Linked DNA regions of Homo sapiens: all the other regions are linked to region 2. Evidence: chromatin contacts called from ENCODE Hi-C or POLR2A ChIA-PET data. All regions are on one chromosome and are shown on one strand. The core of a region is the stretch at or near the end of the contact, and the rest is flanking DNA. Distances in the headings are between cores, read along the strand shown. Region 1 holds the start of KIFC1 (kinesin family member C1). Region 2 holds the start of TAP1 (transporter 1, ATP binding cassette subfamily B member). Region 3 holds the start of FKBPL (FKBP prolyl isomerase like).

The links. A loop is a pair of places that touch in the nucleus more often than their neighbours do. ChIA-PET counts read pairs that join two places held with the same protein, here RNA polymerase II (POLR2A). Pooled maps may share reads with other maps.
Region 1: a loop to region 2 is called in a map of CD8-positive, alpha-beta T cell, with 12 times the contacts of the local background. The contact joins the promoter of KIFC1 here to the promoter of TAP1 in region 2. A Hi-C loop is called at or near these places in 1 of 168 maps with a recorded cell type or tissue (CD8-positive, alpha-beta T cell), 2 of 37 single-sample maps with no recorded cell type and 9 of 50 pooled maps. POLR2A ChIA-PET finds 5 or more read pairs at or near these places in 1 of 52 experiments (GM12878).
Region 3: a map of CD4-positive, alpha-beta T cell shows a loop between it and region 2 (2.3-fold over the local background). The contact joins the promoter of FKBPL here to the promoter of TAP1 in region 2. A Hi-C loop is called at or near these places in 3 of 168 maps with a recorded cell type or tissue (CD4-positive, alpha-beta T cell, CD8-positive, alpha-beta T cell and naive thymus-derived CD4-positive, alpha-beta T cell) and 13 of 50 pooled maps. POLR2A ChIA-PET finds 5 or more read pairs at or near these places in 8 of 52 experiments (A673, CD4-positive, alpha-beta T cell, HEK293 and 4 more).

What each region holds. Positions count from the first base shown.
Region 1 is chr6:33,390,520-33,393,219 of GRCh38, reverse strand. KIFC1 (kinesin family member C1) reads right to left here and starts at 1,397. Exons shown (of 11, transcript NM_002263.4): 1 at 1,223-1,397. The coding sequence starts at 1,234.
Region 2 is chr6:32,852,263-32,854,962 of GRCh38, reverse strand. TAP1 (transporter 1, ATP binding cassette subfamily B member) reads left to right here and starts at 1,259. Exons shown (of 11, transcript NM_000593.6): 1 at 1,259-1,924; 2 at 2,461-2,575. The coding sequence starts at 1,327. It overlaps PSMB9 (proteasome 20S subunit beta 9), which reads right to left and starts at 771. Exons shown (of 6, transcript NM_002800.5): 1 at 674-771. The coding sequence starts at 733.
Region 3 is chr6:32,129,020-32,131,719 of GRCh38, reverse strand. FKBPL (FKBP prolyl isomerase like) reads left to right here and starts at 1,432. Exons shown (of 2, transcript NM_022110.4): 1 at 1,432-1,625; 2 at 1,866-2,700. The coding sequence starts at 1,940. RefSeq lists a silencer at 1-52 and a cis regulatory region at 1-215.

The DNA.
Region 1 (2,700 bases), core at 148-2,647, 540 kb before region 2:
CTTACAACTCTTTAGGGACTCTGCTCTAGCAGATTCCCTCTGCCTGAAATGTTCTTCCCTCACTATCTGCTTGTCTGTCTCCCTCACTTCCTTCAAGTCTTTATTCAACTCATCTTTTCCATGGGGGTTACTGAGACCACCCTATTTAATACTCTAACCCGCCAGTTGGCCTCCCCTATGTCCTCAACCTTGAATTTCTCCTTTTCTCCACAGCACTTACGGCCTTCTGGCAGTTATATAATTCATTTATTACATTTATTGTCTGTATCCCCATAGAATGGCAGCTCCACGATGGCAACGATTTGTCCCTTGTTCACTGCTGCATCCTAAGTACCTACAACCACGCCTAGCATGTAGTAGGTGCTCAATAAATACTTGATTAATAGATCTGAGAAGGCTTTTACTACTTCTTACTGTCACATAATACTACTCTGCTCTCTGGTTGTCACGAGAGAAAGAATCTCTCTTAAGGCTGAATCCTAACTTCAGGGAAACCTGAACGTGAAATACTAGTAAACAAAGGATTCAGGCAGACCTTTCCTGGCACCAGAGATAAGTACACTCCAGCTGTCACACACATTCATCTCTCTTCACTGGAGACAGGAAGCTGCATATGGTTGTGGGGTGCAGCAGGGCACCATTTAAGAGAAAGAACTAAATCAATCAGTTTCATTGGGCAGGAATCTGCACAATTTGGGAAAGGAGAGAGAGAATGAGAAGTCTTTTGGCCCAGATTACCCTACTCTCCTTCTCCCTTTCCTACACTCCGAAGCAGCAGTGATAAGGAGAGGCGATTAACACAAAAGGACCTCAGCAAGGATGTGGCCTCAGACACCATGTCCCCAAAAGGAAGAAGTCATATCAGAACTCTCCCTTCTTACACACTGCAATCACACCCTGAGTAGGAATAAAGAAGTGGAAATGTGTCAGACGAGCCTGAGAATTCGAAATGAGAAATCTCGGAGACATGAAAGTTAAGGGAGGGGCTCCAGAAACTTGAAGCTAGGGGAGGGCAGACAGACGTGCCTTCCGACCTCCCCGGGTGCTCTAAGCCGTCTCCACTCCTGCCTCCGCCCCTTTCCACTTGTGCGGGGGCGCACGGACCTTCGCTCTCCCGGTAGACATGACAAAGGCCGACCGGGAGCCGGGGGCGCGACAGCATCGGAGCGGTCAGCCTTCGTCCCCATCCCCAGGGCAGGACACCTGCGCCGCCCCTACTCACCTGCGGATCCATGTCCACCTCGGTCCCACACGCGCCGGGGGAATGCAGTGGAAGAGAACTGGGTGCCGGGGATCCTGGGACTCGCGTTCTCTCGCCCGCTCGCGAAGCAGGGTAGAGAACTCGCACGGCTCCGGCCGCTACCAGCCCCGCGCCACACCCGCCACTTTTGAATTCCAACGGCCACCACCCACTCTCACCGCGCTCTGCACGCAGGGACCAATCGTCGCTGTCGCCACAGCCGAGGGCCAATCGCAGCGTTCTCCGCCACCCGAAGCCACACCCCGCCCGACAGGCGCCTTGTCTTTTCTGTTTCGCAGGCGCAGGAGAGGTAGGCGGATTAATTCCACTTCCGGTGCCACTTATGCTTCTCACCCCTCCCCTCCTCTAGCGGCAATAGTGCTGGACTTCCGCTCGGCTCCCCGCCGTCGCTCGCTACGTCAGAAAATGCGTGGACGTCGCCGCACGAACGCAACTGGCCAAGCGAAACTGGTGGCGGCCGGAGGAGAAGGGGCGGGGACGCTGGAGGAAAGAAATGACGCGTGCGCAAACGAGGACCCGTGCCGGGAGACAGGCGGGACTAGCGCCTCCTGGTGACTGCAGTAGGGAGCGCACTTGTTTTCCGTCGACGTGATTGAGGCTCCAGCGCTGCCTCTCCTGGTCGTGGTTGACTGGGCCCGGAAGTGGCTCCTGGAGCCCTCACGTGGATGTGAGTGGCCTGGTCTGTTCATTCCCTGGTAATGTTGCCATTTCTCACCAAATTTAGGAATTTTTGCGCTCCATTGAAGCCTGACAGTGGGGATTCAAAGCTCAGGAAAGAACTTTTCTTTATAGCCCTCTTCTCTCAGCCAGCCTACTTACCTGGGTGCTGTTACTGGTACTGGGCTCAGGGCCTTTGGAGTCTCGAGCTCGGGGAAGATTTACTGCTTCCATTTATGGAGTATTTTATGTTTTGCAGATTGTGCACCTGTATTATCTCGTCTTTTAATCACGAAAATTCACTGAGTTCCTACATTGTGCCACATTCTTTGTAGAGATGGATGGAGACAGGTTCAGAAAGATTACACAATAAGGTCACACTGCTGGTTAGGAATGGATCTAGATTCCATTAGCTTCAAAATCCAAGCTATTTCTGTTAACTCACGTTGCCTCTAACAGTCTCGGTGACAAGAGCAACCCCTTACGTGTGAATAGGGTGCTAGTTTGCAAAGTCGTTCTACCATATTTACTCATCCGAGTTTCCATCCAATCCTGGAGGTAGTCAGGACAGGGTTTTATTTATGAAACCGAAAGGCAGGGGCCTCAAGCATATGTTCGGGGATTTGGTGTGCAGTTGGAAATTGGCAGGTCTGACACCCGCGCTGCCGTCTTCTATCCATTGCTTTAACTTGGCTTCAAACAAGCTTGTAGAGAGAAGCAGATTGTGGGGAGACACACTGTCTGAAAACCATGTTGCCATCCCCCCAACCTTTGATATCCTG
Region 2 (2,700 bases), core at 10-2,509:
CAGCCAGTCTTGGGGCTGCCATCTGCCCCAGGCGCCCATCCTAAGCAAAGTCCCCCCAGTGGGCACATGGGAGTGGGCAGGGAAGACACAGGGAAGGGAGTAAGGCAGCATCTGGGCCAAGGAGAGGCCTTCCTGGGTCAAGCTAGGGAAGGGCATCACTAGTTAACACAGAACGCCCATTATCAGTGCTTGGGCTAAGAGTTGCCCAGTGGCAAGTTTATCAAAAGTCTGTGTGATGAGTTGGTCCTTCTCAATAAGTGCCTATATTTCCTTCTCCCAAGTGCTGTTCTACTTCACCCAGGGCACCATTTCCTCATCTCTTTGCACCATCCCCAACCCCCTTTCTTGATTTAACCAGCCCCCACTGTCCGGGACCAGAGTGAAAGCGAAAGCGCTTTAGAGTAGCTTCCCGTTGACGCTTCCAGCTAAGAGTCAAAGCACCCGCTTTTTCCACCAGCCTCGCGTGCCTGTTCCCTTCACGGACACTCTAGACGACCCCCCTCAGAAAAGAAATACTCTATGCTCATTGCGGGTTGCAAGCGCTGGCTGCTACAGGCGACCTCCCTGCGCTCCCGTTGGTCTCTGCATTCACTTCTCCGCGCGCGCTTCCAGGGTCCCCTGGCCGCTGCATCTCCTCCACCCCTCTGCCAACCCTCAAGCCCAGACCCATTACCCCGGTGTGGACTTCTCCCGCCCGGGGTAAGTCCCCGGTTGGTGCTCCCGCCCGCAGCATCCCTGCAAGGCACCGCTCTCCTCGCCGCCTGGGGCACTGGTTTCCAACCTGGGACAGCGCACAACGCGCAGCCGACAGCCCCGCCCCTTCGCGGCGCCGCCAGGAGGCGCCTGGGTGCTGCGGGGCTGCTTTGCGCGCGGCGCTAACGTGTGTAGGGCAGATCTGCCCCGAGACAAGTGACGAGGCAGCCCCGCCCTGAGGCTGGGGTGGGAAAACTGGTGCAAGTGGAAAGGCAGGAGGCAGGGAGAGGCGAGAAGGGTGTGCGTGATGGAGAAAATTGGGCACCAGGGCTGCTCCCGAGATTCTCAGATCTGATTTCCACGCTTGCTACCAAAATAGTCTGGGCAGGCCACTTTTGGAAGTAGGCGTTATCTAGTGAGCAGGCGGCCGCTTTCGATTTCGCTTTCCCCTAAATGGCTGAGCTTCTCGCCAGCGCAGGATCAGCCTGTTCCTGGGACTTTCCGAGAGCCCCGCCCTCGTTCCCTCCCCCAGCCGCCAGTAGGGGAGGACTCGGCGGTACCCGGAGCTTCAGGCCCCACCGGGGCGCGGAGAGTCCCAGGCCCGGCCGGGACCGGGACGGCGTCCGAGTGCCAATGGCTAGCTCTAGGTGTCCCGCTCCCCGCGGGTGCCGCTGCCTCCCCGGAGCTTCTCTCGCATGGCTGGGGACAGTACTGCTACTTCTCGCCGACTGGGTGCTGCTCCGGACCGCGCTGCCCCGCATATTCTCCCTGCTGGTGCCCACCGCGCTGCCACTGCTCCGGGTCTGGGCGGTGGGCCTGAGCCGCTGGGCCGTGCTCTGGCTGGGGGCCTGCGGGGTCCTCAGGGCAACGGTTGGCTCCAAGAGCGAAAACGCAGGTGCCCAGGGCTGGCTGGCTGCTTTGAAGCCATTAGCTGCGGCACTGGGCTTGGCCCTGCCGGGACTTGCCTTGTTCCGAGAGCTGATCTCATGGGGAGCCCCCGGGTCCGCGGATAGCACCAGGCTACTGCACTGGGGAAGTCACCCTACCGCCTTCGTTGTCAGTTATGCAGCGGCACTGCCCGCAGCAGCCCTGTGGCACAAACTCGGGAGCCTCTGGGTGCCCGGCGGTCAGGGCGGCTCTGGAAACCCTGTGCGTCGGCTTCTAGGCTGCCTGGGCTCGGAGACGCGCCGCCTCTCGCTGTTCCTGGTCCTGGTGGTCCTCTCCTCTCTTGGTAAGGGGAACGCAGGGCAAGAGGGGAGGACACAAGGGGACTGGGACAGGAATCAAAGGTAATTGTCAGTAAGGTAGAGTAGCGTGGGTTCTGGGAAATGTGGAGCAGGAGAAGGACTCCTAGCGTGGGTCTTGGAACACCACTTCGGTGTAGAAGAAACGGCACTGGACTGGCGGGGGCCAGAGGTTCTGGGCTCCATTGCTGACCGGGTCTTGATTCTTTGGGCCACGCCGGAAGCGGGGAAATCCTTTGCTCTGGGGCCGAAGGGCGGGGCATCCTCATCTCTAACAGGAGGCTTTTCTACTTCATGATCTCCAGCCTTCCTAATAAAATCCTGAAAGTTCTGGTAGAGCAACCACAGGGTAGTGAGTTCCAGGGCAGCCTATTTAGGTTCGGGATTGAGACGTCAGTGTTTCCTTTCTGCTGATGCCCTCCAGGATAATGGTGAGGGGGAGGAGGCGTGGTGGGGCCAGTCTGACTGGAACTGACCTACTTAGACTTAATATTTGTGCGTGACCTCTCTTCTCTTTCTCCAGGGGAGATGGCCATTCCATTCTTTACGGGCCGCCTCACTGACTGGATTCTACAAGATGGCTCAGCCGATACCTTCACTCGAAACTTAACTCTCATGTCCATTCTCACCATAGCCAGGTCTGGGGGCTGAAAATGGGGCACCCTGCAAATGAGGGAGTTGGAAGTTGGGGCTGCTGTCCGAAATGCACTTATATGGGGATACCTGGGACCTTCAGTCTGTTCCCTGAACACACCCTGATCCC
Region 3 (2,700 bases), core at 183-2,682, 720 kb after region 2:
GCCTGAAGTCTCCAGATAAAAGGCTGCTGCCACTATCATTTACCACGACCTCTGCCATTCTCCACTCTATTGTCATCCGCCCCCAGTCTCCATTCCAGGACTTCTCTACACTTTGACTTTTTGTTTGTTTGTTTGTTTGTTTGAGACGGAGTCTTGCGCTGTCGCCCAGGCTGGAGCGCAGTGGCACGATCTTGGCTCACCGCAAGCTCCGCCTTCCGGGTTCATGCCATTCTCCTGCCTCAGCCTCCCGGGTAGCTGGGACTATAGGTGCCCGCCACCACGCCCAGCTAATTTTTTGTATTTTTAGTAGAGACGGGGTTTCACCATGTTGTCCAGGCTGGTCTCGAACCCCTGACCTCAAGTGATCCCCCCGCCGCCCCGCCCCCTCCCCCCGCCCCGCCCCCCCCCGCCGCCTCGGCCTCCCAAATTGCTGGGATTACAGGCGTGCGCGATGCCCGGCTTTTTATTTATTTATTTATTTATTTTTGAGGCGGGAATCTTGCTCTGTCGCCAGGCTGGATTGCAGTGGCACCATCTCGGCTCACTGCAACCTCCGACTCCCTGGTTCAAGCGATTCTCCCACCTCAGCCTCCCAAGTAGCTGGGATTACAGGCACACGCCACCATGCCCAGCTAACTTTTTGTATTTTTAGTAGAGACGAGATTTCACCATGTTGCCAGGATGGTCTCGATCACCTGACCTCGTGATCCGCCCACCTCAGCCTCCCAGAGTCTCAGTTGCCAAAGCTGGAGTGCAATGGCGCGATCTCGGCTCACTGCAACCTCCGCTTCCCAGGTAAGCCATTCTCCTGCCTCAGCCTCCTGGGTAGCTGGGATATAGGCGCCCGCCATCACGCCGAGCTATTTTTGCATTTTTAGTAGAGACGGGGTTTCACCATGTTGGCCAGGCTGGTCTTGAACTCCTGACCTCAACCTCCCAAAGTGCTGGGATTACAGGCGTGAGCCACCGCGCCCGGCCCACCTTTTTTTTTTTTTTTTTTTTTTTTTTTTGTTTGAGACGGAGTCTCTAGTCTCGCTCTGTCGCCCAGGCTGGAGTGCAATGGTGTGATCTCGGCTCACTGCAACGTCTGTCTCCCGGGTTCAAGCGATTCTCCTGTTTCAGCCTTCCGAGTAGTTGGGATTACAGGCGCGCGCCACCATGACCTACTAATTTTTGTATTTTTAGTAGAGACAGGGTCTCACCATGTTGGCCCACTTTGACTCTTGAGCAGCCTGGCCAGCCCGACCGCGCCAAATTCTGTTCGATTCTGCCTAGTTCGGTTGCTCTGGCCTAGTTCAGTTGCTAAGGCCTGGAGCTTCATGGTTGCGGAGGAAATGATGTCACGTTCAATAGGCGGGCTAACCAGATTCCTCCCTTCTCCCGATTGGCTGCCAGGAATTTGACTAGATTCGGAGTCTCGCGGGCTCCAGGGTTAGTTGTCAGTATCTTTCCCAGTTGTTCCGCCCCCTACCCCCGCCTCCCGCACCGCGCCCCTCTCCGGCTGCCCTCTCCGCGTGGGGCAAGGCTCCGAGGGCAGCATTCAGTAGCCATTTAGCTTTGGAAGGAGAGGTGATTCGAATGGCCCGGCTCCTCCTGTCACCATGCTAGGCACTTTGGCCGCGCAGGTACTTATTGACCCGACCGGGTGTCCGTAGTTGGCGCGGCTACCTTAACCGCAGGGAATTGTGGAATTTATAGTTCTAAATTATATGTGGGTGGAACGGGGAAGCTGGAGCAGATTTTTGGAGGAAAGCAAAACTGGGGACTTTCAGGACTAGGGGCCTGGGTCTCAGAAGAATGGGAAAGGACGAGAAAGGAGTCTAAATAAGAACCCTGCTATTAGCATTGTTTGGTTTTCTTTTCAGGTGCTGACCTGAACCTGGTTCATCCCTTTCTGACCAAAACTGTTCACTCACCGTGGAAGGGACTAAGCATCCATATGGAGACGCCACCAGTCAATACAATTGGAGAAAAGGACACCTCTCAGCCGCAACAAGAGTGGGAAAAGAACCTTCGGGAGAACCTTGATTCAGTTATTCAGATTAGGCAGCAGCCCCGAGACCCTCCTACCGAAACGCTTGAGCTGGAAGTAAGCCCAGATCCAGCCAGCCAAATTCTAGAGCATACTCAAGGAGCTGAAAAACTGGTTGCTGAACTTGAAGGAGACTCTCATAAGTCTCATGGATCAACCAGTCAGATGCCAGAGGCCCTTCAAGCTTCTGATCTCTGGTACTGCCCCGATGGGAGCTTTGTCAAGAAGATCGTAATCCGTGGCCATGGCTTGGACAAACCCAAACTAGGCTCCTGCTGCCGGGTACTGGCTTTGGGGTTTCCTTTCGGATCAGGGCCGCCAGAGGGCTGGACAGAGCTAACTATGGGCGTAGGGCCATGGAGGGAGGAAACTTGGGGGGAGCTCATAGAGAAATGCTTGGAGTCCATGTGTCAAGGTGAGGAAGCAGAGCTTCAGCTGCCTGGGCACTCTGGACCTCCTGTCAGGCTCACACTGGCATCCTTCACTCAAGGCCGAGACTCCTGGGAGCTGGAGACTAGCGAGAAGGAAGCCCTGGCCAGGGAAGAACGTGCAAGGGGCACAGAACTATTTCGAGCTGGGAACCCTGAAGGAGCTGCCCGATGCTATGGACGGGCTCTTCGGCTGCTCCTGACTTTACCCCCACCTGGCCCTCCAGAACGAACTGTCCT